Regions from separate parts of the Homo sapiens genome. Here regions 1, 2, 3, 4 and 5 are each linked to region 6. A link is a loop called in an ENCODE intact Hi-C map of the cell type or tissue named here. Cell type or tissue: GM12878. All regions are shown on one strand. Region 1 has its middle 46 kb from the start of CCDC141. Region 2 overlaps TTN (titin). Region 3 overlaps CCDC141 (coiled-coil domain containing 141). Region 4 overlaps SESTD1 (SEC14 and spectrin domain containing 1). Region 5 overlaps CCDC141 (coiled-coil domain containing 141). Region 6 overlaps CCDC141 (coiled-coil domain containing 141).

What was found. A loop is a pair of places that touch in the nucleus more often than their neighbours do. Peaks named below come from ENCODE experiments on the same cell type or tissue, not always from the same donor. Only the 100,000 strongest peaks of a DNase experiment are listed, where the experiment ranks them.
Region 1: it touches region 6 in a loop (2.3-fold over the local background); 6 of 110 quality-filtered maps call a loop at or near these places.
Region 2: it touches region 6 in a loop (10-fold over the local background); 5 of 110 quality-filtered maps call a loop at or near these places.
Region 3: a loop joins it to region 6, with 4 times the contacts of the local background. A loop is called at or near these places in 4 of 110 quality-filtered maps.
Region 4: a loop joins it to region 6, with 6 times the contacts of the local background. A loop is called at or near these places in 6 of 110 quality-filtered maps.
Region 5: a loop joins it to region 6, with 9 times the contacts of the local background. A loop is called at or near these places in 10 of 110 quality-filtered maps.

Annotation. Positions count from the first base shown.
Region 1 is chr2:179,093,348-179,098,347 of GRCh38, reverse strand. No RefSeq gene overlaps it. Among named protein-coding and RNA genes, the nearest start is that of CCDC141, 46 kb to the right of the region's middle. RefSeq lists a silencer at 2,198-2,287 and enhancers at 3,153-3,322, 4,310-4,479. In GM12878, no CTCF peak of the experiment used is centred here; a DNase peak (open chromatin) is centred at 2,197; H3K27ac peaks cover 456 bases.
Region 2 is chr2:178,794,181-178,799,180 of GRCh38, reverse strand. It overlaps TTN (titin), which reads left to right. Exons shown (of 363, transcript NM_001267550.2): 7 at 3,929-4,259; 8 at 4,630-4,782. Among named protein-coding and RNA genes, the nearest start is that of TTN, 11 kb to the left of the region's middle. In GM12878, a CTCF peak has its summit at 2,917 (motif pointing left); no DNase peak of the experiment used is centred here.
Region 3 is chr2:178,912,129-178,917,128 of GRCh38, reverse strand. The region is part of intron 7 of CCDC141 (coiled-coil domain containing 141); the gene reads left to right. LOC105373766 (a long non-coding RNA gene) reads right to left here. Exons shown (of 4, transcript XR_001739140.2): 3 at 1,420-1,493. Among named protein-coding and RNA genes, the nearest start is that of TTN, 110 kb to the right of the region's middle. In GM12878, a CTCF peak has its summit at 2,675 (motif pointing right); a DNase peak (open chromatin) is centred at 2,708.
Region 4 is chr2:179,127,846-179,132,845 of GRCh38, reverse strand. SESTD1 (SEC14 and spectrin domain containing 1) reads left to right here. Exons shown (of 18, transcript NM_178123.5): 10 at 420-542. Among named protein-coding and RNA genes, the nearest start is that of CCDC141, 80 kb to the right of the region's middle. In GM12878, a CTCF peak has its summit at 3,003 (motif pointing right); a DNase peak (open chromatin) is centred at 3,015.
Region 5 is chr2:178,888,775-178,893,774 of GRCh38, reverse strand. The region is part of intron 8 of CCDC141 (coiled-coil domain containing 141); the gene reads left to right. The region is part of intron 1 of LOC105373766 (a long non-coding RNA gene); the gene reads right to left. Among named protein-coding and RNA genes, the nearest start is that of TTN, 84 kb to the right of the region's middle. In GM12878, a CTCF peak has its summit at 2,161 (motif pointing left); a DNase peak (open chromatin) is centred at 2,174.
Region 6 is chr2:179,017,248-179,022,247 of GRCh38, reverse strand. The region is part of intron 2 of CCDC141 (coiled-coil domain containing 141); the gene reads left to right. Among named protein-coding and RNA genes, the nearest start is that of CCDC141, 30 kb to the left of the region's middle. In GM12878, a CTCF peak has its summit at 1,901; a DNase peak (open chromatin) is centred at 727; H3K4me3 peaks cover 594 bases; H3K27ac peaks cover 1,546 bases.

The sequences.
Region 1 (5,000 bases), 76 kb before region 6:
AGTGTGACACAGAAAACAGAACACAGGCTTTGGGGTTTCATAATTTAGAGCCAGTGGTTCAGAATTCTATTTTTGGTGTTAAGTTGGCATGAGTTAAGCCATATTATCCTTGTGATTTTGGATAAGTTATTTAACGTTTCTAGGTCAATGTCCTCAATAAAATGGCATTAATATAGAAAATACTTCAGTGTTTCTCTAGTAATTAAGTGACATTATGTAAAACAAATCTTCAGCAGGGTAGCTGGCACACGATCAGTGCCCTATATTGATATTATTTTCTCTGAGCTTCCTAGACAGCAAGCTCCTGAGGGCAGGGATCCCATTTGTCTTCTTCCCTGATGTTTTCCTGGTGCTTAAGTCAATGTCTGGTACATCAAAAGTGCTCAGTAAGTATTTGTTGAAAAAGAAAATGATAATTTGCATGGCATTTAAAACGTGAGGCAGGTGGAGTGGGTAAAGCAAGACGGTGGAATAGAAGTCTTCACCAATTGTTCCCCCTCAAGCCCCCTGCAAGGACATCAGTTTAAAAAATATCTACACACACAAAAAAAGCACCTTCATAAGAACAAAAAATCAGGTGAGCACTCACAGTAAGTACCTGGTTTTAACTTCATATCGCTAAAAGAGGCAATGAAGAGGTAGAATGAACAGTCTTGGATTACTGACACCACCTCCTCCTCTATCCCCTGAAAGTGGCAACAAGGTGAAGAGAACCTTGTGCCTTCTGTGCCCTGGGGAGAGGGAAAGCACAGCAATTGTGAGGTATTGAAATCAGTGCTGCTTTTATAGCAGAAAGCAAAACCAGACCCAACTCAGCTGATGCCCACCCTGGAGGGTGCATGTAAACCAGTCCTAGCCAGAGGGGAATCGCAGATCCCAGAGGTTGGAACATGAGTTCCTGCAAACCTCATCATTGTAGGCTTAAGGGATTTGGGGTCCCAAATAAACTTGAAAGGCTGTCTAGGCCACAAGAACTGTAATACATAAATGAGTCCTGGGTCTGAACTGGGCCCAGAGCCTGTGGCCTGGAGGGACATGGGACATACTGAGACACCAGCTGGGGTGACTAAGGGAGTGCTAGCATCACCCCTCCCCTAACCCCAGGCAACTCCAAAAGAGAACCCTTTCTTGCACTTGAAGAGAGAAGATGGAAGAGTGGGGCAGACTTTGTATTGCATCTTAAATACCAGCTCAGCCACAGCAGAACAGGGCAGCAATCCAAGTCGTAAGAACCCTATTCCAGGCCCTACCTCCTGGACATTTCTAGACACAACCCTAGGCCAGAAGGGAACCACTGCCTTGAAGGGAAGGACCCAGTACTGGCAGGGCTTATTACCCGGTAACTGAATAGCCCTTGAGTCCTGAATAACCAGCAGCAATACCCAGGTACTATGTCAAGGGCCTTGGGTGAGACAGAGCCTTACCAGCCACAAATGAGTCTCAGCATATTCCCAGGTGTGGTGTCTAAAGGGTGAGACTTCTGATTGAGAAAAGCAGAGGGAAAAGTAAAGGGGACTTTGTCTTGCACCTTACATACCTGCTCAGCCACAGCAGGCTAGAGCACCAAACAGGCTCTTGGGGCCCCCAGTTCTAGGACTTAGGTCTTGGATGGCATTTCTGGACCTGCCCTGGGCCAGAGGAGAGCCCATTGCTCTGAAAGATGAGTCCCAGGCCAGGCAGCACTCACTACAAGCTGACTGAAGAGCCCTTGGGCCTTAAGAGAACATCAGTGGTAGTCTGGCAGTACTCCCCATGGGCCTTTTCCTCAACACACAGATCATTCTCAATGATAGACCATATGTTAGGTCACATAACAAGCCTGAAAATATCCCCCTAAAATTAAAATAATATCAAGCACCTTCTCTGACCACAATGGAATAGGTGGCAATGGCCACCGGGTGAGCTTCCTCTGCCTTCGGAAAGGGGAAGGAAGAATGAGAAGGACAGCCTCTTGTGGTTTCAGTGTCAGCTCAGCTGTAGTACAATAAAATACCAGGTGCACTTCTAAGGTTTTTGACTCTAGACCATAGCTCCTGGATGGCATCTCTGGATTCACCCGGGAGCCTGGGGGAACTCACCACCCTAAATGAAAGAACAACATAGGTGTGACTGGCCTTGGCACCTGCTGATTATAGAGCCCCAGGGCTTTGAGTGAACATAGGTGTTAGCCAGGAAGTGGTTACAGCAGACTTTGCATACAGCAGTGTTGTGCTGGCTTCAGGTCTGAATTAGCAGAATCCTAGGGATGGTGGCCACCAGGGTGCTTGTGTCACTCCACCCCCAACTTCAGGTGGCTCAGGGTAGAAAGAGACTATTTGGGAGAAAGTAAGGGAAGAGAACAAGAAAGAGTCTCTGCCTGGTAATCCAGAGAATTCTTTATCTTGGCCAAGACCATCAAGGTGGTACTTTTATGAGTCTGCAAGAACCACAGCACTACTGGGTTTGGGGTCTGCCCTAAAGCAGATGCAGCTTAGATCAGAACACCCAAGCCTTTTAAAATATCTGGAAAGCCTTCCCAAAAACTACAGTTGCAAACAAGCCCAGACTGAGAAGACTACAAAAAAAAAACAAAACAAACAAACAAAAAAAAACTAACTTTTCAATGCCCAGACACAGATGTACATCTACAAGTATCAAGATGACCCAGGAAAACATGACCTCACCAAATGAACTAAATAATGCACCAGGGGCCAATCCTGGAGAGACAGAGATATGTGACCTTTTAGATATTGAAGTCAAAATAGCTGTTTTGAGGAAACTCACATAAATTAAAGACAACACAGAGAATTCAGAATTCTATCAGATAAATGAACAAAGAGATGGAAATAATTAAAAAGAATCAAGGAGAAATTTTGGAGCTGGCAAATGCATTTGGCTTAGTGAAGAATGCATCATAGTCTTTTAACAGCAGAACTGATCAAGCAGAAGAAAGAATGAGTGAGCTTGAACACAGGCAATTTGAAAATACACAGTCAGAGGAGACAAAAAATAATACAAACCAATGAAACACACCTACAGATTTTAGAAAATAGCTTCAAAAGGGGAAATCTAAGAGTTATTGGCCTTAAAGAAGAGGTAGAATGTCTATTCAATGGGATAACTAGAGAGAAATTTACAAACCTAGAGAAAGACGTCAATATCCAAGTACAAGAAAGTTATAGAATGCTAAACAGATTTAACCCAAAGAAGATTACCTCAAGGTATTTAATAAATGAACTCCCAAAGCTCGAGGCTAAAGAAAGCATCCTAAAAGCCACAAGAGAAAAGAAACAAATCGCTCCTATACATCTGGCATCAGACTTTTCAGTAGAAGCCTTACAACCCAGGAGAGAGTGGCATGACATATATAAAGTGCTGAAGGAAAATATTTTTAAACTTAGAATAGTACATCAGGTGAAATTATCTTTCAAACATGAAGGAGAAATAAAGACTTTCCCAGACCAAAAAAAAAAAAGGAGAGAGATTTTTATTAACACTAGAGCTGTCCTACAAGAAATGCTAAAGGGAGTTTTATAGTCAGAAAGAAAAGGACAATAAGGAGCAAGAAGAAATAATCTGAAGGTATAAAACTCAGTGGTAATAGGAAGTACAAAGAAAAGCAAAGAATATTATAACATGATAACTATGGTGTGTAAACTGTTATTAAGTAGAAAGACTAAATAATGAACCAATGAAAAATAGTAACAACAACAAATTTTTATGATGTAGACAGTACAGTAAGACATAAAGAGTAACAACAAAAAATTAAAAAGCAAGGGGAATATTAAGGTATACAATATTAGTTTACTTTTTGATTGCTTGCATGTTTGTTTATGCAAACAGTGTTTTTATCAGCTAATCTCAAACCAAAAATCATACAACGTATACAGAAAAAATAAGAAGCAAGAAACTAAATCATATGACCAGAGAAAATTACCTTCACTAAAAGGAAGACAGGAAGGAAAGAAGGAAAACAAGACCACAAAGCAAACAGAAAACAAAACAGTAGAATTATATCATTATTTATCAACAATAACATTGAATGTAAATGTACTAAACTCTCCAATAAAAGACAGAGTTTTGGATACAAAGAAACACAAAACATGACCTATTGATCTGTTTTCTACAAGAAACACATTTCAACTATAAAGACATACATAAACTGCAGATAAAGGGATAGAAAAAGATATTCCATGCCAATGGAAACCAAAAAAGAACAGGAGTAGCTATCATTATATCAGACAAAATAGATTTCAAAACAAAAACTATAAGAAAAGACAAGGTCACCATATAATGATAAAGGGGTCAGTTCAGCAAGAGGATATAACAATTTAAAATATACATGGACCCAACCCTGGAACACTCAGATATATAATGCAAATATTGTTAGAGCTAAAGAAAGAGACTCCAATACAATAATAGCTGGAGACTTCAACACCCCACTTTCAGCATTGGACAGATATTCCAAATAGAAAATCAACAAAGAAACATCAGACTTAAAATGCACTATAGACCAAATGGATCTAATAGATATTAATAGAACATTTCATCTAATGACTATAGAGTGCATATCCTTTTCCACAGCATATGGATCATTCTCAAACATAGACCATATATTAGGTCACTTAAAAAGCCTTAAAATATCCCCTCAAAATTAAAATAATATCAAGCATCTTCTCTGACCACAATGGAATAAAACTATAAAACAATCACAAGAGGGATTTTGGAAACTATACAAATACATGCAGATTAAACAATATGCTCCTGAATGACCATTGGGTCAAAGAAGAAATTAAGAAAGAAATTGGGGGGGAGGAGCCAAGATGGCCAAATATGAACAGCTCCAGTCTACAGCTCCCAGCGAGAGTGATGCAGAAGACGGGTGATTTCTGCATTTCCAACTGCGGTACCAGGTTCATCTCACTGGGGAGTGCCAGACAGTAGGTGCAGGACAGTGGGTGCAGCGCACCATGTGCGAGCCAAAGCAGGGCGAGGCATCACCTCACCCAGGAAGTGCAAGG
Region 2 (5,000 bases), 220 kb after region 6:
GTGTTTGTCCTCACCTAGGTCCATGGGCACAGGCCTCGCTAGGGACCACGCACTTCTCTTCCCAGCACTTCCCTGCCCTCCTCCCGTGTAAGTTTCATGCACTCAAAAATGTAGCAGGTGACAAAGGAGGTAAACCAAGAAGTTACTGAATATGATTTTCACAAATCCTCACTGTCCACAGGTAAATTGAAGACCCTTATAAACTTCTGAATTCTTATTTATATTTCATGTAATAAATATCTACTTTAGGGGCCAAAATATGGCACAGTGAAAGGAGAAGAGCACAGAAGTTAGAGTTCAAAGCCCTAAGGACAAATCAGCCTGATCACTTAACAGTTTGATTTAGGGCAATAAGTATAAATAATAAAATAATTGTTATTATATATGGATCACTTCCTCTATCAGATTGGAACTATACATACATTATCTCATTAAATGTTCACAACCTGTAAGAATTATTATCCTCAATGTTATTGATAGGTAACTGGAATTAAAGAAGTTAAGCAGTTTATTTAAGGTTTCAGTTGTGTCATCTGTAAATTAAAGAGAGTCACAATAAGAATGATCTCAAGCTGCATTTTGGGGCTTCAATGAGATAATTAGTTGAAAGTGCCTTGTAAATAGAAAATAATTATGCCAATATTCTTATATTCAGATGGTAAGTAAAACCTTTTAAATATTTTGCATATGCTTGTGTTATTTTATCTAGAAAATAAAATGGACTTCTATGCTTACTTAATATGGAAGTATTTTAGAAGGTGATCATGTATCATGATCAGGGCTCAGAAATTATATAATCAAGTGTAAATTGTCCACAACAGTTTTGAAAGTTTGGGATTTAGTTTATCATGATGAAACTTTTAATATGATGAAATGAAAAATGTACAAAATTTGAGCAAAGAAGTGTTTATTGATCAATTTAAATGAAATAAAAAACACATGGATGTTCCCTGCCAAGAAAATTTTTTATAAAAGAATAATAAGGAGATAGTTGACCTAAATAATATTCAAACATACTGTAAAGTTACTATAATCAGAACAGTATGGTATTGGTAAATGAATAGAAAAATACACCAGGGGAACAAAACAGAGAGTCCAGAAAGAGATCCAAGTATAATAGATCCAAGTATATAGGGAATTCAAAAAGCAAAGTGGCCTTTCAATTCAGGGGAGGGAGAGGTATTTTAATAAAGAATGCTGGTCCAATTAGCTATCCATCTGGAAGCAAACAAACATAAACCTCTGCCTCTCACTATTTACAGAATAAATTTCAGCTTGATTAAATAGTTAAAAAATGAAAAAAAAAGAGAAGACAATCTGCAAAAGCATTTATGGGTGAAAGCTTTTAAAAAGACAGTTACAGATTCAACTACATAAAAATCAACATGTATGTATGGCAAAAGCAAAAAGTCATTTCTAAACCAAACAGCACTTGTGAAAAAATTTTAAGACCTTTCTCCTCCTCAAGGTACTTCATTGCCTCTGCCATAAAAGTATCACAATAAACATAAAATGGCTACAAGGTAGACAACACCAGCCTAGAAACAGTATATAACATACAAAATTACGTAAGCTTATGCTGGATAAGACCCATAAACAAGCAAAATATTGAAATGGATTAAAAGAAATGGATCTGGGGGAATGTTTGCAACACTTACGACAAATAACCAATAAATGCACTAAATGCATTAAAAATCATCCACAAATTAATTTTTAAAGGAAAAAAATGCAACACAAAAAAAGACAAAAGATACAAAAAAGTATTTAACATAAGAGGCAATGTAAAAGTCCAATAAACATGTGAAAAAAAATGCTAGATGTTTTCCAATTTTTATTGTTTTAGCCACAAAAATGTAAAGATATTGGCAAACACTAACATGAAACCTTGAACAAAAAGCTTACTTTAAAAAACATGTCTAGCAGTCGAATAAAAAAAAATGTTCAGTCTCAGGCTAAATCCAAGTTTGCACACCATGAAATCACAACACAAGCCAAATGCAATTTCTTGAGGAGATAACAACCTAACTATATTTTAAAACCCAAGCCTAAGGGTCATTTAGAATCATGGAGTGTCCCTGATCCCATGGAGCATTTTGACCATCTTAGCAGTTTTGAAAGTTCATTAATAACCATCCAAATTGCCCCAAAATTTTGCTTTCCAATAATTAAGAAATAAAATGCCAATTTGCAGAGAAAATAATGGTTATCAAAGATAGACTGCTTCCTAAATATCTCATAGTTTAATCTTGATTTTTGTTGTAGAGTAAGGCAAACATATTTCATTGAATAAGGTGCATTGTATCTCGCTGTGACCAGGTGATTATTTTTTGTTGTAAGTACAGAAATAAGCACTCTCCTATAATGACCAAAATTACAATGATTTTCACAGTTATGGGCTTACCTGTGTCCTGCTGTTAATCAGTCATGTCATGCTAATCATGTCTTTAACTCTTTTTGAATTAAACCCATTTACTAAGTACAGCAAGAACAAGGCACAGGGTGAAACTTAAAAGCACATGTCTCTTTGCTTTTCTTCAGTTAGTGGAAACCACACATTATTCTAACTTGGTTTTTGTTATATTTCAAAGGCAGTCATGTTCAGAAAAGAGGCTTATTCCCTAGATTTCCCTTTAGTTTGATTACAACTTCATTTACAAAATGTAAATGGATTTTCACACAAAAAAAGCCATTCTTCGAGAAAATAAACATTTCTTCGTGAAACTGGTTAATGTTGTAATGTACTGTTAGGGTACTCTGTAAGTTAGAGAAAATATCAACTGTACCTTGAGCTTAATTAGAATAATCATTTCATGTATGATCAGTGTAAGCTAAATATCCTAGATAGTGACAAGATGCATTTATAAACATTTTCTTATATGCAGAATTAATAAAATGCAATGATAGGGCAATACTGCCACCTAGAGAGGAAAATGTAATAAGCCTTATTAAGAATTAAATCAGTTCTGAAAAAAATTTTACCTTACAATAGTTGGCCAATCCCCAGAATTATTGCTATAGATCAGAAATAGTCTTTTTTGGCCATCAGTGCTGGGATTTAGCACCCAAATTCTTCAACTGATGCTACTTGCACTTTGGATACACCTAAAAAGCAAACAATGAAAACTATTCTGGAAGAAGCAACTTTATCAATTTACCCAAAAATCACAGAATCATTAGTTTTTAAGTTAGTCAATTCCCACAATAACTCTAAAGATATTTAAAATAAGTCCAGAGTGCAATACAAGGGGGGCGAGTGTAAACAAATATGGAGGAAATTAAAAGTAGCTGTCCACAAACACTTCGGCTAAAGCAGCAATTTGCAAAGTGCACTGCACAACCTGTACCCAGCAACATGCTGCAGAAAGCTTCCTGAGGATGTGTCCCCCTGTCCTGGAAATTCACAAGGCATACTGACATAGTAAAGGCTGTGGGAAGTCCTGCAGGGGAAAAAAAAAAATGGCTTAAGCTGCTTAGTCAAGAGTGGCACAAGCATTTTGATTACAGAAACCTTTCTTCTTATAACACCTATTTGACATCCTCTAACCCCCCCAGAATTGGAATACAGAGATGAATTTGGAATACAGAGGTTGCTGGATTTGACATGTCTTTCCTTTGGCTGCATATTAAAGAAGTAGCTTTTTCTGTTGTGATTTTTTTTTTTTTTTAATGTGAGAAGGTGCAAGGCACAAAATCTCCAGCTTATTTGGAATTAAAGCTGATTCTCTTACAGGGTTACAGCAGATAAGAATAGGTTTATTGAGATTTAAAACAAATTACTTCCAAGTACATTATTTACCCTCTGAATGGGTTATGGAGGCACACATTTTAAAACTCTGCCTTAAAGCACTTCCAGCTTTTCATCTCATGATTCACATCCAGTTACCCCTCCTTGCTTTGACATTCTTGACCTCTGCCTTTTGGTTTTCAGGTCCGTGTCTCCAGCAGCAAGAATCTCCACATCCCCCATCAGGTCTGTTAGGTCTCCATTGCTCATGCGTAAGACTCAGGCATCCACCGTGGCCACAGGTCCTGAAGTGCCTCCCCCTTGGAAGCAAGAGGGCTACGTGGCCTCCTCATCTGAGGCTGAGATGAGAGAGACAACGCTGACAACCTCTACTCAGATCAGGACAGAAGAGAGATGGGAAGGGAGATACGGTGTCCAGGAGCAAGTGACCATCAGTGGTGCTGCGGGTGCTGCCGCCAGTGTGTCGGCCAGTGCTAGCTACGCAGCAGAGGCTGTTGCCACTGGTGCTAAAGAGGTACTGTCAGAATGGTTTTGTTTTTCCTTATTTCACATTCTAGTTTCTCCAACTGGATTTCTGCCATGAAACTCAGTCTGTATAAATTGGAGGAAAAATGCATATGAACATAAAAATATAGCAGCAACTGAAGACCAAATTCAGTAGTCATGCTTTGTAAAACCATTTTTAATTAGGACAAAAGCTCCAATCTGTGAAGTTTCCATAATATACAGGTTTTAATGATACAGTCTCTGTATTTCTTGGCAATAATAAATGCTTATGTATGAGTGTATTTTGCTCTAGGTGGCTCAGTTTTCCAGTATGCTTTTTTATTTTCTACTGGGCATGTCATTTAAAAAAGTAATCTACTTGGTCATTTCTAATCTAGGTGAAACAAGATGCTGACAAAAGTGCAGCTGTTGCGACTGTTGTTGCTGCCGTTGATATGGCCAGAGTGAGAGAACCAGTGATCAGCGCTGTAGAGCAGACTGCTCAGAGGACAACCACGACTGCTGTGCACATCCAACCTGCTCAAGAACAGGTACGTGCGAGGCTGCCATGGGGCACCCGCAGAGCCACGTCCTTCAGTGCACATTAACTCAACCACCATCCACTGAGCTTGGCATGCAGCTGTGCTCAATTCATTCTGAAGACAGCCTTGAGCCCAGCAGGGCCCAGACTTTTAGAACTTTCTGAGCAAAAGGTGGTCGGAGATGTCAAAGGTGTTGACAATGTGAGTATCACAAGAGCAGAGTAGGC
Region 3 (5,000 bases), 110 kb after region 6:
TATAAAGCAATGCTTCCAGTACAAACCCTATAGTTTACAGCCTTGCAAAATGTAGTTTCTCTCTTTCATTCCCATTCTCTTACTTTTGTTTTCTCTGCTCTCATTATTTTGTACTTTGCTGGGATATTTTTCTGGGTTTTAACAGAGAAGAAATATCTCCTGCAAAAGCCTTTTTTTTAAAAAAAAAAAGAAGAAGAAGAAGAGAGTGGTTACTTTCTCAAACTCATACAGTAATTCAGGTCAGATTGGAGTAGAGAATTTATGTTTCATAATCACAAAGACTTTCGATTTCTAGATTCCCCATTTTATCATTTGAAAGCCATGGCATGCTAACTATACAAATTATAATAAGCTCCACTGGGATTTATCCATACTATAGCAGGTTCTATAGACAAGTGGCACTCAGAATAGTGTTAGAATCCTTTCTCCCTTTTCAAAGCATCAAGGAAATAATTTCTGACTCCAAATCTAAGAACTCAGTGTGAAAGATGATGGATATTTCTACCTCAGCAAAAATAGAAGCTGGAGTTTGGAATGTAGATGTTTAATCATGACTGTTGAAATGAATTTTTTACTATGTTATTAAGTAAAATAACTATATTATTTATACTATATTATTAAGTAAAATAAATGATGAAATTATGTCGTGTAAATCTACTCAAAGAAGAAAACTCTTCTTGTGGCTTATAAATGGTATTTTTCTTTTTTATTTATATTGTAAAACCTCCAAATTTTATAAAAATTTGACCACTTTACCCAATTTTTAGCCTGACACTTATAGCCCTAGTTTAAATAAAGAACTGAAGTTTTAAAATTAATATAATTTCAAAATCCCTTAAAATGTTTTTTCTAGAATAAAATTCTGTTTACACTAGTGAAAAGCTATGTTCAGTTTATATAATGAATTATCTCCGAAACACTGAATTTTCCTCTTGAAAATTCACTTCGTTGTGCCTTGAGTGCACTGGGTTTCCTAATTGTGAACATTCCTGTTCTTAGAGGAAGTCATGCTCTCAAGAACTGTGAGGGGTTTGAGATTTTACCCTACATTCAAGCTAACATGTTAACTTATCACAGTTTCATGGATGATTGCAGAAGACACCTGACCTCTGGCTCAGAGGTGATTGATTATAGCAAAGCAGCAGCCAGAGTGTCAGCATGCCACATCAATTCTCCCAGCCCCAAATCCCCCTGAGTGATGCAGATGGACCCAGATGGATATATGCAACTGCAGCAGGTGGGGTTCAGGAGAGGAACCCTAAGCTTGGGGAATCTGTAGTTTTACAGCAAATAGGAAGCATGCCTGCTCTTTGTCTTGAAGGGCAACATCACCTCAATCCTGAAGGTTGCTAGTTGCAGACCCAACACTGAGAAGTGGCCCAGATATAAAGGGATCAGAGTCTTGTATTCTTGACCTACCAGTGAGATGTGTAGGAGCACCAGAGATCCATGAAGAATTTTCTCTCCCGGCACATGCAAATTGGATGTTAGCACTGCAGGAATAAAAGGTGAAGTCAGCACTTTACAAAAAGGTACTTTCCTTGAAAATCAATTTCATTCTTGAAAAGTGGAATTATTTTTCAGCAAACAACTTCTTGTTCCAAATTCGTTGAAGCTATGTCAATATACTTTTTCAATTTCTATGTCAAATACTAATGTATCAAATTTGTTAGTGTAATGGGCAATATATAAATGAGTGAGTGGGATAGCTTGAATATCTGCTTGGTAAAAAGTGAAATATATGATTTTTTAAATATACTTTTTACTTTTTTGAATTTAGTTAAAATAAAAAGAATAAATATCCAATTTTATCTGCAGAATAGACTTAGTAATTTTCTCATATCATATATATTCCTTTTTTCATCCAGGTTTTATCATATTCCTGGTTAAAATCATTGAGGAGTCCCTCTTCCCCCTTTTCCTTTCATTTTCTTTCTTTCTTTTTTTTTCAGGGGGTGGGGACAGGGTCTCACTGTCACCGAGGCTGAAGTGCAGTGGCATGATCACAGCTCACTGTAGCCCTGACCTCCGGGGCTCAGGTAATCCTCTCACCTCAGCCTCCCAGGCAACTGGGACTCCACCATACCAGGCTAATTTTTTGTATTTTTTGTAGAGATGGGATTTTGCCATGTTGCTCAGGCTTGTCTTGAGCTCCTGGGCTCAAGGGATCCACCCTCCTTGGCCTCCCAAAGTGCTGGGATTATAGGTGTGAGCCACCACACCCCACCTCCTTTCATTTTCATTCATTCCCCTCTCTAACAATTCTAGATAGGGATATTATTATTTACTAGAAATATTTTACAATAATTTATTTTATTATTTAAAGGTGAATTCATGAGAATAATTACCCTTCTCTTTAGATATTCACTTATTTAGTATATATTTATTGAGCCACTGCTATGTGTCAGGCATTGTTCTAAATGCTAGAAAATAAATAGCAGAGAACAAAACTTACAAAATTTGTGAAATTCAGTAAAATATAATTATCACTTAATTGCCCACATTGACAACAGTTCCCCCACTGCCTTTGTCCAGTGGCTCCAGGAGTGCAATTGATTACCTTTAATTCTGCTAGGGTTTGATGATTACCCAAGGTTCAGGAATGTTTCTCACCCAGAGGAAGTGTCTGGCAGCCTGTGGCTTGAGATACGGATGTTTGGACCTGGAGTGAGCAGCAGGTGGCGATGTTGAGACAGCATTAGGAACTTGCTGCTTGCTGTAAACCAACCACTGGATTCAAGTGGAGTGAGCCATATAACTCAAGAATCTGATATACTTCCTGTTCTTTTTAGAGTTTCCTAATGTGTTTGGTGAATGAACCTATTTGTCAAATCGCTTAGCAGAATATACAAGTAAGTGTCAGTTGTCGACATTGACTAATAGTTGATTGGAGAAAAGTTCCTCTAATTATCAGATGTTACTAAGACTTATGAGAACATGGCATGAAATATGAATATAGCACCTATTAGAATAACTCATCTCGATCCTCCAAAATATTCATCCTTCGGGATTATAGATTATCTTATTTATTATACTTCTAGTGTGTTCACAGAAAACAAGCTAAGCTATGGTTGATATTTATTGATCACCCCAAACGTATTTATCATTGTTAAGGGAATGTAGTTTGAATCAGAGATAAATATACAATATGTTTCAAAAACAGAATGAGGTGAGCCTGTATTTACAGGACAGCTGCAATTGAACCCAAAACTGTAAAACATGACTGATTGGTCATAATGTATCGTGTCCTATGCCTTCCATTTCCAGGCACATGATTTCATTGAAGAAAGCAAGCAGAGGAAACTGAGGCCAAATCCATTTTATGAACATGGTCTGATTTTTGGGTGGTCAGCCTGAAAGCAAAGATGAAGCAAAAGTTGGGGTGGCCAAAGAAACACACAAAAAGTAGTTCGAAATGTAACAATTGTCATAGCTTCCGTTGTTTCTGCCATAGCTATTGAAACATTAATGTCCTTTAAGAAGATGATGTTGCTTTTTCAAGATATTTACAGTGATCCATAGTAATGCTTATAGCAACATCATTGTTTCAGATGCAAACAAAATAATTAAGCATGGAATTTGTATACTTTTTTCATTTATATATACGTGATATATATGGGATATTAACATTTTCAAAATAAACACATTTTAGGCCCAGCTGATGAAAAAAAAATAATTAAAATGGTCCAGTTGTTGTATAGATTGAAATTTTAAGAAAACCTGCCCAAGTAGAGTACCTAAAAAAATACTATGCAGAAGGAATTTATTGAGGTAATATAAATGAATTCAAGTAATAGGCTAAATGTTATTAGATATCAAGGAAAATATAATTACTTTCAGTTTCATAATTCCTCAGCAGCCTGTCTTAAATTCCTCTTTTTCAGAACAACTCCCCTTTCTCTTAGAAATAACTAAAGCCACTTATGTTCCCTCCCTCTCTTCTTCCATATTTGCATTCAGCTAGTATGTTGTGTTCCTATTCTTGCCATGCATCAAATGGGTACTTGAGCGAAAGCAATGAAAGATATAATCCCTGCTTTCCAGACCTTCTCAGTCAAGTTTAGATGAGAGGCCAGGGAACAGAGGTGCACTGGGTTGTGGGAAAGCTATGATGGAGAAAGCCCAAAGCATTAGAACACACAGAGCAGAGACCCTTAACCTGGCTCAGGGAAAAAGAGTCAAGGAAGGCTCCCCAGAGGAGGTGATCACTGAGATAAGTTTGAAAGGATGGGGCAAGAAGGGCCGAGGAAGGGCTGGATGGTACAAAGTCATGCCATGTTTGGGGAACCTAAGATAATTCAATTCGCCAGGAATGTAGGGTGTACACCTAAAGTGATGAGAGACAAAGGTGGTAGAAGCAGGTGGGGAGATCAGGAAGCATTTTGAATAGCATGCTAAGGAGTTTCTATTTTATGCTGAACATGTCTTTATATATGCAGAGATATTTAAGAATTGAAAAAGTCATGATGATGCAAACCTCACCACAAGAAACAGATGATGTCTTAATTTACCCTCTTCCTGTACTCCCTATGACAGAGTGATGAGTGTAGTGTTTAGAAACCTTTGATTTTAGAGCTCAGAGGTCAGGCTGTTTAAACCACAGCAAGTATTTGATAAATATGGCTACATTATTAGCATACAATTATTAAAATAGATATATCATAGAAAAATTATAGAAAAAGAAACATCTTTAACATCTTAAGTGTCTCATGAGAGCTCACAACTCAGTTCATATCTAATAGTCTGATAATCAAGACATTCAATTTTATTGTCCTCACTCATGAATACCTTTCACATTTAAGCTGTCAATGGATTTCTAACGTAAGAGTGTATTAATTGGTTTCTCTTCTATGTGCAGTATCAGATTGTTGCATCTCTCTGTTGGCAGTAAGCACATTCTGCTTAGTATTATAGATATTTATTTCTGGGTAGATTTCTTTTGCTAAATTAAAATTTCTTGAGGGTAAGAAACATGTCCTTTTCACTTTGTGTTCACCAGA
Region 4 (5,000 bases), 110 kb before region 6:
CAAGTCACTTAATCTGTTTGAAACTCAGTTTTCTTAAATGTTAGTTAAGAACTTTGACTGATATCATTTCTGATGTTTCTTCCAACTCTAAATCTTATGATTCTCTGATTCTCTTTTCGTAAGTTAATTTTTAATCCTCTTTTATAGAAGCATTCCAGATTTCTTTTAGCCTGAAAGATAATCAGATAGCTGAAAGCTTGTGATGCTACAGTGTACATTCTTCCACATTTAAGTTTTGAAAATGTTGTCACATTATAGCTGTGTAGTTCCAAAAGAAACATTTACTGCCTATGTGATAGAATGTAAATAATTTACATTAAAAATAATTGGGGAACTTTGGGAGGGGAAAAATAAGTTAGAATGAAAGTTTGAAAAGTTTCTGATTCTTTAAAAAATGTTATCTCAACTTTTGTTTATAGGTGGTGAACTGGCTAGAAGGGCCTGGATCAGAACAACTAAGAGCCCAGTGGGGCATTGGAGACTCCATTAGGGCCTCCCAGGCCCTACAGCAGAAACACGAAGAGATTGAGAGCCAGCACAGTGTGAGAGGCTTTTTCCTCTGCAAGTTACAATGATATTATGAACGTGGGTAATTAGTAGCATATGTGGTACTGAGTGATAAGTTGCTGCAAACTTTGGTATGGGGCATGAAGTACAGTTTGTTAAGTGCCTAGAGGTCATAAAGTACATTTTGATTACTTAGTACATGTTAATTAGAAGGTTGTTTTTGGTTTTGTCTCTAATGCAGTTTAATTATATTTTTATAGAAGCACAATTTGCATGAAATTTTAAAAGCTACAGTGACAGAAAAAAGAGTGATAATACAAAAATAGAGCTTTCATCTGTAGTCTCTGTGACAGAAACTTCTGTTTTCAAGTCCCCCTCACCCCCACTTTATTGGGAGTATATAGTACAATTAAATGCCTGAGAGTGATAGCAGAATTGCTGCATTAAACACAACTGATGGAGAGTAAGTCCAGAGGGTGCAGAATATTTTTCCATTCTCTGAGCATTTAGGGGTCCCTTTTGTATTTGTGAAAGGGGTAATCAGACAAATCACAGGTATAAAATTGGGAAATAAATAGATTCTTAAGCAGATTATAGATAATAATTGTTAAAGATAATTTAAAATTTAACAACTTGTTATGTGAAAGAAGCTGGTGTTCGTTAATCTCCTGCTCTGTTACAGTTAATTCTTCATTACTGAGAAAGAGATCATCCAGTTTGTGGACGGGGTAGCTCACCCCCCTCTCCCTAAGGTCATATTACTTTGGTAATTTAAAATAGATTAAATACAAAATTGGAAAAATAAAATTTGAATCCATTAATTCCCTTCTCCTTAGGTTGTCTTAAAAAAGGTGGTCAAAATGTTAAACTCTGGACCCAGATGAGCATTAAGTACCGTCGGAACATTAATTTCTGCAACGTTTCTTCTTTCCTCTAATTATGTTGGATAGTATTAGGAAATGTCCATTTTTAACTAAACAAGATTAAAGAATAAGTAATATGGTTTGCTTGGGAATAAATTTGAATGAATGAGTAAATCTCATCTTTACTAGAATTTAACAATATCTGATTCTTATTTTTCTTCTAAATGTATTCCATTTTGCTTAGTTTCCTCATATTGCTTTCTTTGTAATGTTCTGTAAATCAGGTATAGCAATTACTGGTATTGGCAGAAAATCTACTACTATACCCTAAAGCAGTTGTAATCTAGCTGAAGGAATAATAAGAGATATTACAAGATTTGGAATTGTCTAAAGGCACTACATATATATTCCTTGCAATTTTTCTAATTAGTACTTGTAAAAAACTTGAAAATGAAATCTCATAATTGAAAATCGATTTATTTTATGCATTTCACAGGTTCCAACATAATGGTTCTTCCTTTTATACTAAAATAATCATATTACAAACCCTGTTCCTGAGGATATAATCTTTTAATTCTCTTGGTACTTTTAAAATAATGTTTTGATTTTTTTTTTAACATGGATTGTGATTTGTTTGAACCTGGTAGACTGTTCTAGAACATGTTACTATAGTTAGAGTCTACAATTTGTTCCTCTCTTTAGTTCCTAAAAAACTGTATTTACTCTAGAACATTCTAGACTTCACCTAAGGGGATTTAGTTATGAAAGTATTCCAAAAGTTCTTTTTAGGAAGGACACATGGCACATGAGGATTCTAAAGACAGGATTTATCTATATTTTATTATTTTTTTTAAATGCCAAGATAAATAATTACAGTTAGAAATTGGATTGTATACATACTGTACTGTACTCTAAGTTTACAAAAAGACTTCAAAAGCAAATTTCATATTGCGTATAGTATGGATGAAATTGCAGATGATGTACATAGAAATTGCTATGTTCAGATGTTGGTTTTGTATTTTTAATATATTTATAAGGTTTTCAAAATCAGCTTAAAGAAACATCGCTTAAGGGTGGCCCTTCCCATGTGCTTAAGCTTACTTATAATGTGGAACCAATATATAAAACTTTTGAATTGCAAAATACCTTATAGATTATTCTAATATCTTCATCTTACTTTATAGATGAAAAAACTGGGAAGCTACGTTTTTTGATCAGTGAATAGTTGGACTATTGTTAAGACACAGATCTCTTGATACCCAGGGGGGATCCTTTCTCTAGCTGTCTCTTAGAGAAAGCTACTAAATTTTACAGATATGGTTAAGCTACAGTAGTTTTTCATTCTTGTACTTTTAATACTTAGGAATGTACATATACATTGACATCTGCATTTATAGACATGACCTAAAGAAACATTGATGGCTATCAAGAGATTTTATTTCCTTAAATCATGTGTGATATTTGGGTTTTGTTTCAGAATTGGGAGGTAGGAACAGATTGAATGGATGGGAGTGTATGTGAAACAGAATTACCCATGAATTGATCATTATTGAAGCTGGATAGGAAGGAGTTCATTACACTATTCTTCCCACTTTTGACATATTTTTAAAAAGCCAGTTGTGCTGTTTTAGCCAATAGGTGGCACTGCATTGTCACCCTGAGAATAGGTTGGTTGATGCTGGATGAATATTTTAGCTTATGATGTTTAAGATATTCTAATATTTTATTAAAAGCTTTCTTTTCTCTCTGTAACTAAGAGTTAACAGATTAAAGCATTATTGGAATTGTTCAAGTCTTGTGAAAGTATGACTAATTTCTGGCATTGACAGCTGTTAACGGTAGAATTTGAGAAAACTTTTAACATACAATCTTGCATTACCAGCTCAATGTCATATATTAAATTTTATGTCATATATTAAATTTTAGAGTCCATATAAAAGCATAATGCAGAAATAAAGCTAAAAACCCCAAATTTGTTAGGATATTAAGTTTTAATACATAGAAAAATGAAATTTCTGCCAACCTGTAGTTCTAGTTCAAGGATTGGTAATTAGAAGTTAACTTGGTTTTTTAATAGAACACAACAAAAAAAATAAGGTACATGAAAATGGTTATAGTAACTGACAATAAATTTAAAAGCAGTTTAGTTCAAAAATCTAATTTTATGTTTTGGGTTGAAGAAAGTGTGTGGTAGGAAAAGCGTGTGTGATAGGAACATCGAGGAGCATAAATATCTGAAACTACTTCAGAATTTTGTCACTATCCCACCATCTCATAGTGCTGAGTTCTGGTCTACAAAGAAACCACTTTCTCTGGTGCATTATGCAGAACAGGTCTACCTGGCGAATCAAGACTCATTTCTCCTAATGTGTAGTCTGAGTATAATCACCTTTTTAACCCGAGTTGGCACTGTTTCCTTCTGCCTACATATGGATTCACATTTCATGGTATAAAGTATAAATATCCATCATTTCACCAAGTATGCGTCACTGCCAACATGATTGCATTGTCAATCCTGACTGCTTGTGTCCTAAATGTGAACCTTCAAGCCCTTTTCTTACCATCTCAATCCAAATCCCATATATTGGTGTTTTTTTATTTTGCTATAAAATAATCATTTTCTACACAGTTAAATATACATAAGAGACAGACCGGAGAATGGCTGTAAGTGAACAAAATACACCTAAGGTTCTAGGCAGTCTACATTCTACTGGGTTTTTTTTTTTTTCTTTTCTTTTTTTTTTTTTTGAGACAGTGTCTAGCTCTCTCGCCAGCCTGGAGTGCAGTGGTGCTATCTCAGCTCACTGCAACCTCTGCCTCCCAGGTTCAAGCGATTCTCCTGCCTCAGCCTCCAGAGTAGCTGGGATTACAGGCATGCGCCACCACACCCAGCTAATTTTTGTATTTTTAGTAGAGACGGGGCTTCACCCTGTTGGCCAGGATAGTCTCCATCTCCTGACCTCGTGATCTGCCCATCTTGACCTCCCAAAGTGCTGGGATTACAGGCATGAGCCACTGTGCCCGGCCGTACATACCCGTTTTTTAGGAAGAAACATTTGGATGACTTTTTTTAAATACATGCAAATGTATTAGCCAGATTTTTTTGCTCTCCACATCCCAGAGAGACTATTTCTTTATGGCAACCTCAATCGGTAATATCAATGTCTCTAATTTCAGGTGTTAATTTCTTGAGACATACTAGTCCTCACAATGTATTTACATCCCTGGTCAGGTTGCTGGAGCCTATATTTTACAAATTCAAACCAGGAAATAATTAGCTCCACAGTGGTGATTCCTAAACCTTAACAGGCATAAGAGTCATCAGAGATGCTTGTTGAAATATATATTCCAGGGCCAACTCCAGATACTGATTTAGTAAGTCAGGAGTGAAGCTTAGACATTTTTAATAAACACCCCAAGTGGTCTAATGCTGGTAGCTCTGAAAAGTGCTATTCTAGGACTCTAATCCTTCACTGCTTTTCTCAGAATCGTTGCTATTACGTCTTCAAAGAGTTAAGCCTATTTATTTAGAGCATTTAATGATATGTAAGTACTATGAATAAGGTATTGAAATCCTTTTATATTTTAGAGCATGACAGTGATAATTTTCTGAGGTAATATTTTCTACTT
Region 5 (5,000 bases), 130 kb after region 6:
GAAATTTTCAAAGTATATAGCTTAAATAAGAATCAAATTTATTGTAGAAACATATGCATTTCACTTCTACAGTATAAATGGCACTTTTTCAAAGTAGGGATGAAAACTAGAGAGCAGCAGTTGTTTCCTCAAAAATAAAGACAACCATAAACATAAAAAGACACTCTTCGGGTTCCCATTAAAAGAAGCAGCAAGCTAAAGATAAGGAAGATTTTTTTCCATCTTTAAAGTATAATTTGTCCATAGACAAAAAGAAAAATATGGTCAGCTGATCCCTCCCAATGAGACAGAGTAAGCTGTCAAGTGCTTACCATCTGGTTCAGCTCCTAATCCAGATGGGCTGACAATAGTAATTTATGAAAGGTTTGAAAGCAACTTGCCATTCTTCAGAAATAATCATTAGAACACATTAACATTGGAATTTGCTTCCCTCCTCCAGCCCCAATTTACAACAAATGCAAAGATAGGGCAACTGCTTCCATACAGTAAATAGAGCAGTCTATTCTTGAACCAGAAGTCAATACGTCTGTGCTCTTTGAGAAAAAAAAAAAAAGCAATTATTTTTCTTCCCCCTCCACTTCCCTCTATTGGCTCAATGAATAAGGGAGAGAATGTTCTCATTTGGAGTTTCTAACAAATGCCTGAAGAAGCTTTCACAGTCTGTGATGCTTGGAAAAGTCAAAGTCAACCTCAGGAATAATCTGATCTACCGCATGTTCACACTACAGACAGGCATCCTCTAATCCATTCTTACAGAGACAGCCCAAAGGTCAATCAATATTTCCAGTGCAAATCACAAAGCCACAGACTGTTAGAGCTAGAAGTCTAAGCCCATTGTTAGCCCCTCTCCCACCCAATCAGGCTGCACATGAGCAGTGTTACTTCCAAATCAGAACAAAATGACAGGCCACCACGTTTTTGGTTCAACCAAGTGTCTGTTACCCACCGTCAGTTCTTGTCTCATCATTAATTTAATAGGACTGTAAAGTAATAGGACTCATTTCTGGGAGACTGATGAGATTCTATCAATTTATTTTCAGTTCATGTAAGAATTGCTGGCAAAGAGTGGGGTCATACCTTTCTTTTGATCAGACCACCTGCCGTTCAGGTGCTGAGGAAATTGTTAATATGCATGCTATGCAGGTTTTAAAATGTTTCAGAACTTTCAAAAGGAAAGTCCGGTATCATCGTATAAAGTTTCTAATGGAAAAGGATGGAATCAGGGCTGAATGTAACCCGCAGATTAGGGTGTCACTAAGAAGGAATAGAAAAAGCCCTAGGACTGGGAATGTGATGGATATATTCTAATTGGGAATGAGAGAAAAGGAACTGGTTACTGCCCAATCAGACAGAGATGACCTAGTTATAAGGGCATAGAGAGAGGGAAATGGGAACTGGCTAGAGTAACCAAGATGAATGAAAACTTCTCTTCCCGAGAAAAGGATCTAAGCCACATGTGAGAGTGGAGTACACACAGGACGGGCAATGGTGCACAGAATGACAAGGCAGTTCAGTCTGTCCCTCTAAGGCTTTAAATAGAAGGAAGTATTGAGCCAAACTACACATGATAAATTTGGTTTAACGTAACTATAAATGCTAAAGCATACCAAAGAAGAAATTGGGCAGTCTTTGGATAGCCTAAAACTTCTACAAGTGGCCAAAAGTGCAAGTCATCATTGTTTAAAACTACTGGACACTGTTACTACGACATTTCAAATATGGTAACTGCGCATATGTTCTTCTCAATCTTTTTGTGTTTTCTTCCCTTAAATAATGACCAGAGACTATTTTATTTGATTTGAAAATGGGCATTGATATTCTACTACTTATAAGGCTATGTGTTCAGGGCTACAAGGGATATAAGAATAAATAGGACACCATTTATTTCCCTCAAAGAATTTACAACACAATAGATACACATAATAAGGCATAAATCACCACAAAATGAGACAGAATCTCCAAGGTTACTGAAAAACAGAGAGAGAGAGAGAGAGAGAGAGATCCTATATGATTGGTTGTAATTCACCTAAATTAAAATTGCAGGTTGCTAAAAAGCAACAGTTTTATGGAAGGAATGCTTGGTTTGGTTTTGTTTACCTATTTTTTGTGCTGGAGGGACCTTCAAGAAACGTAGTAATTTGAGCAAGCTACCATGACCCTCTAGTGGCCACTTTGAAAACTACAGCAGGCATTGCATTACTTAGAAAAGCCAGCCAGTTTCAAAGGAGCCTGTCAGCCAGGCCATCCCTGTTTCTATGACAGCCGAGAACACTCAACTCAAGGCAAAGTGAAATTTTAGAGGAGAAAATACTCCCTACCCCACATCATGTGTCATAGACCCAGAAAAAGCACTATGAGGTGGCAGAGTGTGACCTCTGAGATCAGATGTCAGCCATTTCAGAACTGGGCCAGTTACTGAGACTGTCTCTGTTCCTCAGTCTACTTATCTGCGAAATGGGGATAACAATCCTACTCAGCTCACAGGGTTGTTATGAAGATTAGAAAACAGACTACTTTTTAAGAATGGTGCCTTATCACAGTAAGAGCTCAATAACTGTTTTTATTAGTTGTCGTTATGGAATTTTATGGTACAAACTAAACCAATGTAATCTGTTTTTCCTTAAATTTCCTGAAGGTAACATGTATAACTAATCATGAATTTAATAAAATTATTAAGTATATAAGTCTATTCAGGTAGCAAAGAGACTTGAAATTAAATCAAGTCTTTGCTGCTTATATTAGCTGTGTGTCTCTAGGGCAAGTTATGTCACCTGTGAAGGCTCAGTTTCATTGGCTAAAAATTGAAGTTATTGCTACTTTTCTGACACTTCACAAAGTTATTTTAAGGATTCTATCAAATAATGCATCTAATGCACTTAACAAAGTGGCATGTCTGTTGCGAGAATGTATTAAATAGTAGCTATTATGACTATATGCAAATTTATAAGAAGTGTGCATCTATAATCTATATTTCCCATGACACTGTACAATTGAGTGATGCCATTTTAGAAAGAGAGTTCATTTTGTATTCAAATGGCCAAAGAGGAGGCTGGGCTCAGTGTCAGTGTTGAATTAGAGCAACATAATTAAGACAAAGTAGGGATTCAAGTGGGAAATTTGGGAGCAGGAGGGGATGCTAGAGCAAGTTCAGGTCAGAGTCAGAGAGTGGGTCTGAGTTCTGGTACTTCTGGTACCTGAGACATCATGGCTAGGACTTATAGATAACTGCAAGAAGCTGGCTAACAGTCTTATTCTTTGGAGAAGGCCAGGGAATAAAAAAGAGTAATGTGAACAGGAATCAAGAGGCTTGGCTGGAGCTGGTTACTGAGATCTAGTTTCCCCTAGGGAAACTTTCAAAATTTGGACTCCCCTCCAAGCTACAGCTTCTTGGGGTCAGGGAGGCCTGTATTCTAAGTTTAGTTGGTAAAATAGCCCCTAACTGGAATAGACACTGAGGGCATTTGGGGTGAGACCACACAGGGCAACTCAGAGGTGGGAGTGGGCACCTTTTATCTTGGCTTTTCTTTCTGAATTGTATTAATCATTTCCAAATTCCTTTTATTCAATAATGGCATTTTCTGCCATTTTCAGCTATGTTTCTTCTCTACGTGTTTGCCCATTTCCTTTCACAACCTTTGTTCTCTGTACCTTCTTTCCACAATGCCCTTTATTCAATTTATTTTTCTCATTCCAGGTTTCCATATTCTGCAGAAAACTTGGAGCCTACAGTATATAGGAAAGCTGGGCTTTTAAATGCCTTTTGAGCATATAATATTTCAAAGTCTAAAGCCTAGTCAAAATACAATTCATATTACCAATACACTGCTTTTGTAGAATTATGGAATTTAGTGTTGTTAAGAACTATTTCTTAATGATAAATGTGAAGAATCTCCTGATGTCTTGATTATATTCTTCACTGTCTCTACGTATTAAAATGCAAAATTAAATGTTTAAAATGTAACATCTGTGAAACATTATGTGCCAGGAATAAGATTACTCATAGTGGTTTCATATTTTCCTCCAATTAAACTTACCTGGGACTTCTGTGGTCCACAGGACACACCTCAGTGTTTTCCAGCTCTATAGTGGCATCGTCATCACTCCAGTGAGGTTACTTTACCTCTCGGTCATTTAGGATCTTGCCCTCATTTCATTACTAATTAAATTCATTTTTACAGAGTCATAAATTAATTATTTTGAGGTAAAATGACTGAAACCTGTACCTTGTTCTGAGCTCTTTTTAAACTCTGGGTAATTAAATTTAAGGGTTATCATGTTCATCTTTATTAATACAGTATGTGAAGGAAATGACTGAGGGGAAATGAAAGACATCAACTTCTTAAATAGTCTTAAGGATAGGTTGGAAAATTTAAGTGTTCATTCCATCAACAATATGAGGAAACTTGTTAAGATATCTTTGGACTAGAGCTAGGGTCCATCTCAAAGTTCATGCATTGTTTTAGAGGCATTTTCATTGTAGGAGCTCTCACGTCACTTTTCTTTGTCTCATGAGGCCAACACAGGCGAAAAAATGATAATGTGAGGCATGGCTTCTTTTTTTTTTTATCAACAAGTATATTTGATTTCTAATTGTTGGTGATAACTTGGTTTTCATGTAATGAATACAGCCTTGAGCATTCATAATCATTGAGAACAAGGACCTTAGTGTTATGTAAATATTTTACCCTATTAGATTAGTAAATGCTTTGTTAATTGGCTGATCCACATTTCTATTCAAAGAGCATCTTTAGATAAATGAAGTTTTTAAATAACATCCTAAGGAAAAGTCGTGGTAAACATACTGTGGCTTTGCCATAAGGTTTTCAAAATATCCTACAGAAATATTAAAAAGTAAGCCTTTAGAAAAGAAGATTAGACCTTGTTGCAAAAACCCATAACTCATCTTTTCCCTCAGGACTGACAGACAAAACAAAAGAATATAATTTTTGCTTCCTGCTATGCCGAGATGATAGCTACTTAACTTCTGTTATCCTAAAGCT
Region 6 (5,000 bases):
TTGATAAGCTTCCAGGACTGTTTTTTCGGTCACTTGAAAGGCCACAGAACTCTGCAAAAAAGGTAGTGAAATCCAAACAAATCCAAGCGTACAGACCACTCCCTCAAACAGCAGAAACTACTATTAATTATTTGGTCCATACACCTGTAGATTATTTCTAATTACATTATTTACTTCATTTAACAGAACAGATATGGAAGAGTCATTTGTACGCAAATATCCAAAAAGAAAAAATTAAGGAGACGCATTTATAAGAATTAATGTTGTAGAGCCTTTTAGATGCATTGAAATGTTTTAAAATACTATCTTTTATTAGGCCTATGCAAAAGAAATATTTTTGGAACAATTATTTTGCAGTAAACTGAGAAGAAAATATCTGATCTGGTTCCATTTACATTATACTTAGTCTCATAATTATAAAGGGACTAAGTTGTAGCTGGCATTTCCATTATAAACAGATTTTATGGTCCTTTAATAAATGGTTCTAGTTTGAAGAGTGACCAAGAAAACACAAATCCTTATTTTTTAAATCCAAATGGACTGATTCAATACAATGTCAGAATTTTCCAAGTTGCTTTTCATAATTTTGTCTCTTTCTGTTACTGTGTATGTCACTGACATTTCCTACTGACGGCAGAACCATTTCATCTTTTACTCATTTGGTTTTAGCACAGGAGCCCCTGAAAATTAAAGAGTTGACACAAGAATTCTCAATTCACTGAGGGCTGTGGTCTAGCTTTCAGTTAGAGGTGATTTCCACTCGGGACAGCTGTGACCCTCAGGTTTTCAGCAGCTCATTAGCTGCAGCTTCTATTTCAAACTGAAGCCAATCAGAATACTAGTTCTGTTATTTGTGTGCCAGTTTGGATTAGGGGCAGCCTATACAAATAGGACAGGGTAACACCCCCTTCAGATAGGCATGGGCAATTAGGTTTGCATAGCTAAAATTAAGTGGTGGTATGTTCATTTCTCTTTCACCAGAAAAAATAGTTGAAGCCAGAAATTCATTATGCCTGTCAGCAGTATGTGTAAACTCAAAATCAAATTCAGCATGGTTTACAACGGAAGGTACAACCTACTTCTTAGTGAAATAAAGGCATAAAATGCCTATAAAAGGAAGTATGTAATTTCCAAAGTATTTATTATCTTATAATTATCTTACATTTTGGTTACTATTAATGATGGTGATTATGCTAAGTTACTAACTTTTATGGAAGACTGAACAGTAGCCAGGTGATGTGCTAACAATCACATGCTAATCAGCCCGCATGTGAGAAAGGATTTGTTATCAACATCAAGGTTTTCCTTACATCCCTGAAATCATACCACGTATTTGCTTATTTATTCCATCAACATTTATGGCTAACCCTAACTGCCATCAGGAAATGTTGAAGCCTGTAGAAATATAAGCATTGCATGTAACTGAGCTGTAACCACTAAAATATCTTCATAGAATCCACATAAAACTAGATTAGAATAATTAACATTACATAAATGCATGCATACTTACTTTAGAGACTGCTTTCATATCATTGTCTCATTTTAGTATATATAATAAGGGCCAGTGTGGTATGGACTCATTTTCACAGGTAAGGGAGCTGAGTCTCAGGGAGATTAAGGGACTTGCTCAGGTTTATTAACTGGCTGAGCTGGGACTCACACTCTGATTAAAATCTCATTTTCATGATCTTTCCATGATGTTGGATCCTGTGGCTTCCTGGCACAAGCTGAGCATGGAAGCCTGCTGCTATCTAGAAATATACACCTGATCCCATGAGAAGTGCTATCATATCACAGCCAACGTGGTCTCATGGGATCAGGTGTATATTTCTAGGTAAGCCTAAGACTGGCCCAGTTCCAGCTTGGAGGATTCTGACATGCAGATCCTTAGTTCCCCTGCGTGGGGCAGTGTTGATCAGCCCAGAGTAGCACTCTGGCACACTGGATAGGAGTGTGGGGACTACATAACTGACAAAGAGTAGGAAAATATTTAGGTAAAATTATGCTTTTGGATTTTAACCCTAAAGCTCCTTACATTGTTGAGTGAGAGAAAAAAAACCACACACCTGTATTTGAAATACACATGCCCGTTCTATGGAACTTTTTGGATTCTACATGACGGTTATAACAGTCTTTATTGCTAATAAATATGAAACTATTTTCTCTTATCTTATCTATCAAATGATCTTTCCAGCTGGGCATAGTGGTCCATGCCTGTAATCCTAGCACTTTGGTAGGCCCAGGTGGTCAGATTGCTTGAGCTCAGGAGTTTGAGACCCACCTGGGCAACATGGTGAAACTCTGTCTCGAAAAATTAGCTGGGCATGGTGATGCATGCCTGTAGTCCCAGCTACTTGGGAGGCTAAGGTAGGAAGATTGCTTGAGCCCAGGAGGTTGAGGCTGCAGTGAGCCATAATCATGCCACTGCGCTCCAGTCTGGGAGACAGAGTGAGATACTGTCTCAATAAAATGAATAAAATAAATAAATAATAAATATTTATAAAAATGATCTTACCATCACCGCAAAATAGACTAAGAGCTATACCAATGTATTGGAACTATGTTGTTTCAACTTTAAAGTCAATATTAATTATTAAAGTGTAGTTTCCTACTATAGAATAATCATTTTACTTTTGATATGAGGCAAAGTGTGAAGTAAAGGGGATAGAAAGGGAAAGAAAATAAAAGCGGTTTATGAGTAGATTTTTCTTTCTGAACACTGCTAAAAGCTTTCCTGTATGAAATAAATATTACGTCATTAAACTAGAATTACTGATACAAGAAGTGATGTGCAGTAAGTATTGAGCAATCAAAGGGTACAATAGTGAGACCCTGGTGTTGATATGTCTTCACATGAATGCTTCTCTCTCATCATTAGTGTTCTGCATAGATGAAATAACGATTATGGGAGTCTTCTTTTTTTTTATAAATATAAAGGTGCTTCACTTATCAGCAACGTAGACCGTGAATATATTTTGTTGATTCCTGGAGTCTTCAGGGAGATGCATCAAGATGATAGAAATATTTGGAAATATATTAAGTATTTGGATTTGGATAAATGTTGGGAACCAAAAAGACTTTCGTCTCCTAATATAATATTGGCTTGCTGGACTTTGGAACATTGGCTCAGTGGACACAGTTTTATTTTTGAGCAACCAAATGGTAATTAACACTGACAAAAAGCAATGCTCTGAACTTGGAGCTGTGGGTGTCCAAAGAAGAGGGCCATGGTCTGGCTTTTGGGAAATTATAATCAAATGGAAATTGGATTTTTATTTTTGTTTTTTAATATTTGCTTTTAAAGAATTATCTGAAACATATTTCATTGACTTATCTTTTCTGAATATGAATTTTAGAACATTGATTTGTACTTTTTTTGCTACTTACCTTTTTCACTAACTTCATATTGTATTTAAAAAGAAATATTATACTGTCCAATAAGTACAAAAATGAGTGACACTGTTCTTGCTCTCGCCTAGTTTGTAATCTACAGAATTTAAAACTAGCTCACTCACAATTGTACCAAAGAGTGAAACATAACAACCACATTAGGAAGGTGGAAAGAAAGTGACAAAGGAGCCCACAGGAAGGAGTTACTTTTTGCTGCTATGGAGAGAAGGGTTTCATGGAGAAGGCAGCATTGTAATTGGGACTTGAAGGCTCACAGGTTTTAGATAGGCAGATGCTAAAGTGTAGAACATTCTAGCTAAAATCCTTCAGAAAAACAACAGCAAAAGCTAAAAGAAATTTGTGACATTATTTGAAAGAGACTGAAAAAATAATAGAACTTAACCATTTACTGTTCCCCAAGTTTTTAAAAATTTGTGTTCTTTACTTTTAAGTGTCTTAAATTAATTACCTCCAGTTTAGTGGTAAAACTAAGTGCGTTTCTATAAACTAGAGACTCTACCTGTATCCCACAGTTTATGTTACAGATAGACTCCAGTGTCAGGAAAACATGCAGGATATGCCACATATGTTTGCTCTTTTAGAAAATTGCTATTCAGGGGACCATTTAACACTCTACTGAAGAGAAAGTCCATAATCCTTTTTTGTGGTCCGCATAGCAGTTGAGGTGGTGCAACGTCTATAAAATGGGCTGTCCTTAAAAGTAGCAATTTCAAAGCCACACTTAAAAAGACAGAGTGCATTTTTCAAGTATTGCAGCACAGCCTTGGTTTCCTATCCTTTTGGAAGCAAAAGGGAAGTAGTGTCTTTTAGCATTTCTTTAAATAACCAGCTTTATGATGTTGGCCAGAACATCTTTTTCTCAGATCCAATTCCAAAATATTTTCCTTAGTTTAATGACTAAGCAAGTAGGAGAGGAAAACTTAAATCAAGCTGGGCTTGACTGAGTCTTGAGGCAAGCCATTTTTCATGGGCTGCTCTTCTTATAAGTGCCATACCTCATCGTCAACACAAAGTCTGCTTACACTGTAAACTGGGCATTCCATTTTGTTCCCTTAAACAACTAGTTTTAAAAAATGTTATTATTGCTGATGTCAGTTTATCTAAGGGCTTTATTTGGTAACTGCCCTGATTTTTAAAAAATATCTGAGAATATGTGTTCTTTTTCAAGGTAAGGACAAAAATTGATTTTTTTATACTTTGCAAATAGATTGAAGTGTATTTTTTCACCTCAGACAGTGTCTAATTTTCTTTTAGGATAGTTTGTGTAAACTAGCTGCCACTTTCTTCAAGTTTAAAGATGGCACCAACAAGAAGAGAGAGCTTTATTACTCTTTAAAACAGGGGAATGAGGATTTAAGGAAGGGCACAGAAATGATTTGAAAGGTGGGAACCCAGTGTGCTTAACTCCCAAGGAACAGAAAAGAAGGGCTATCACCCACCCCAGATACACCCCTATAAAGCATCTTTCTTCAAAAATCAGATGTAAGTAAGAAGTGGAAGCTCATTTGTAAGATGGGCTTCTTTAGTTTACAATAGAATGGTGTGGTTCCTTAACACAGGTGTCTCTATCAAAAGATAGAACTATAAGT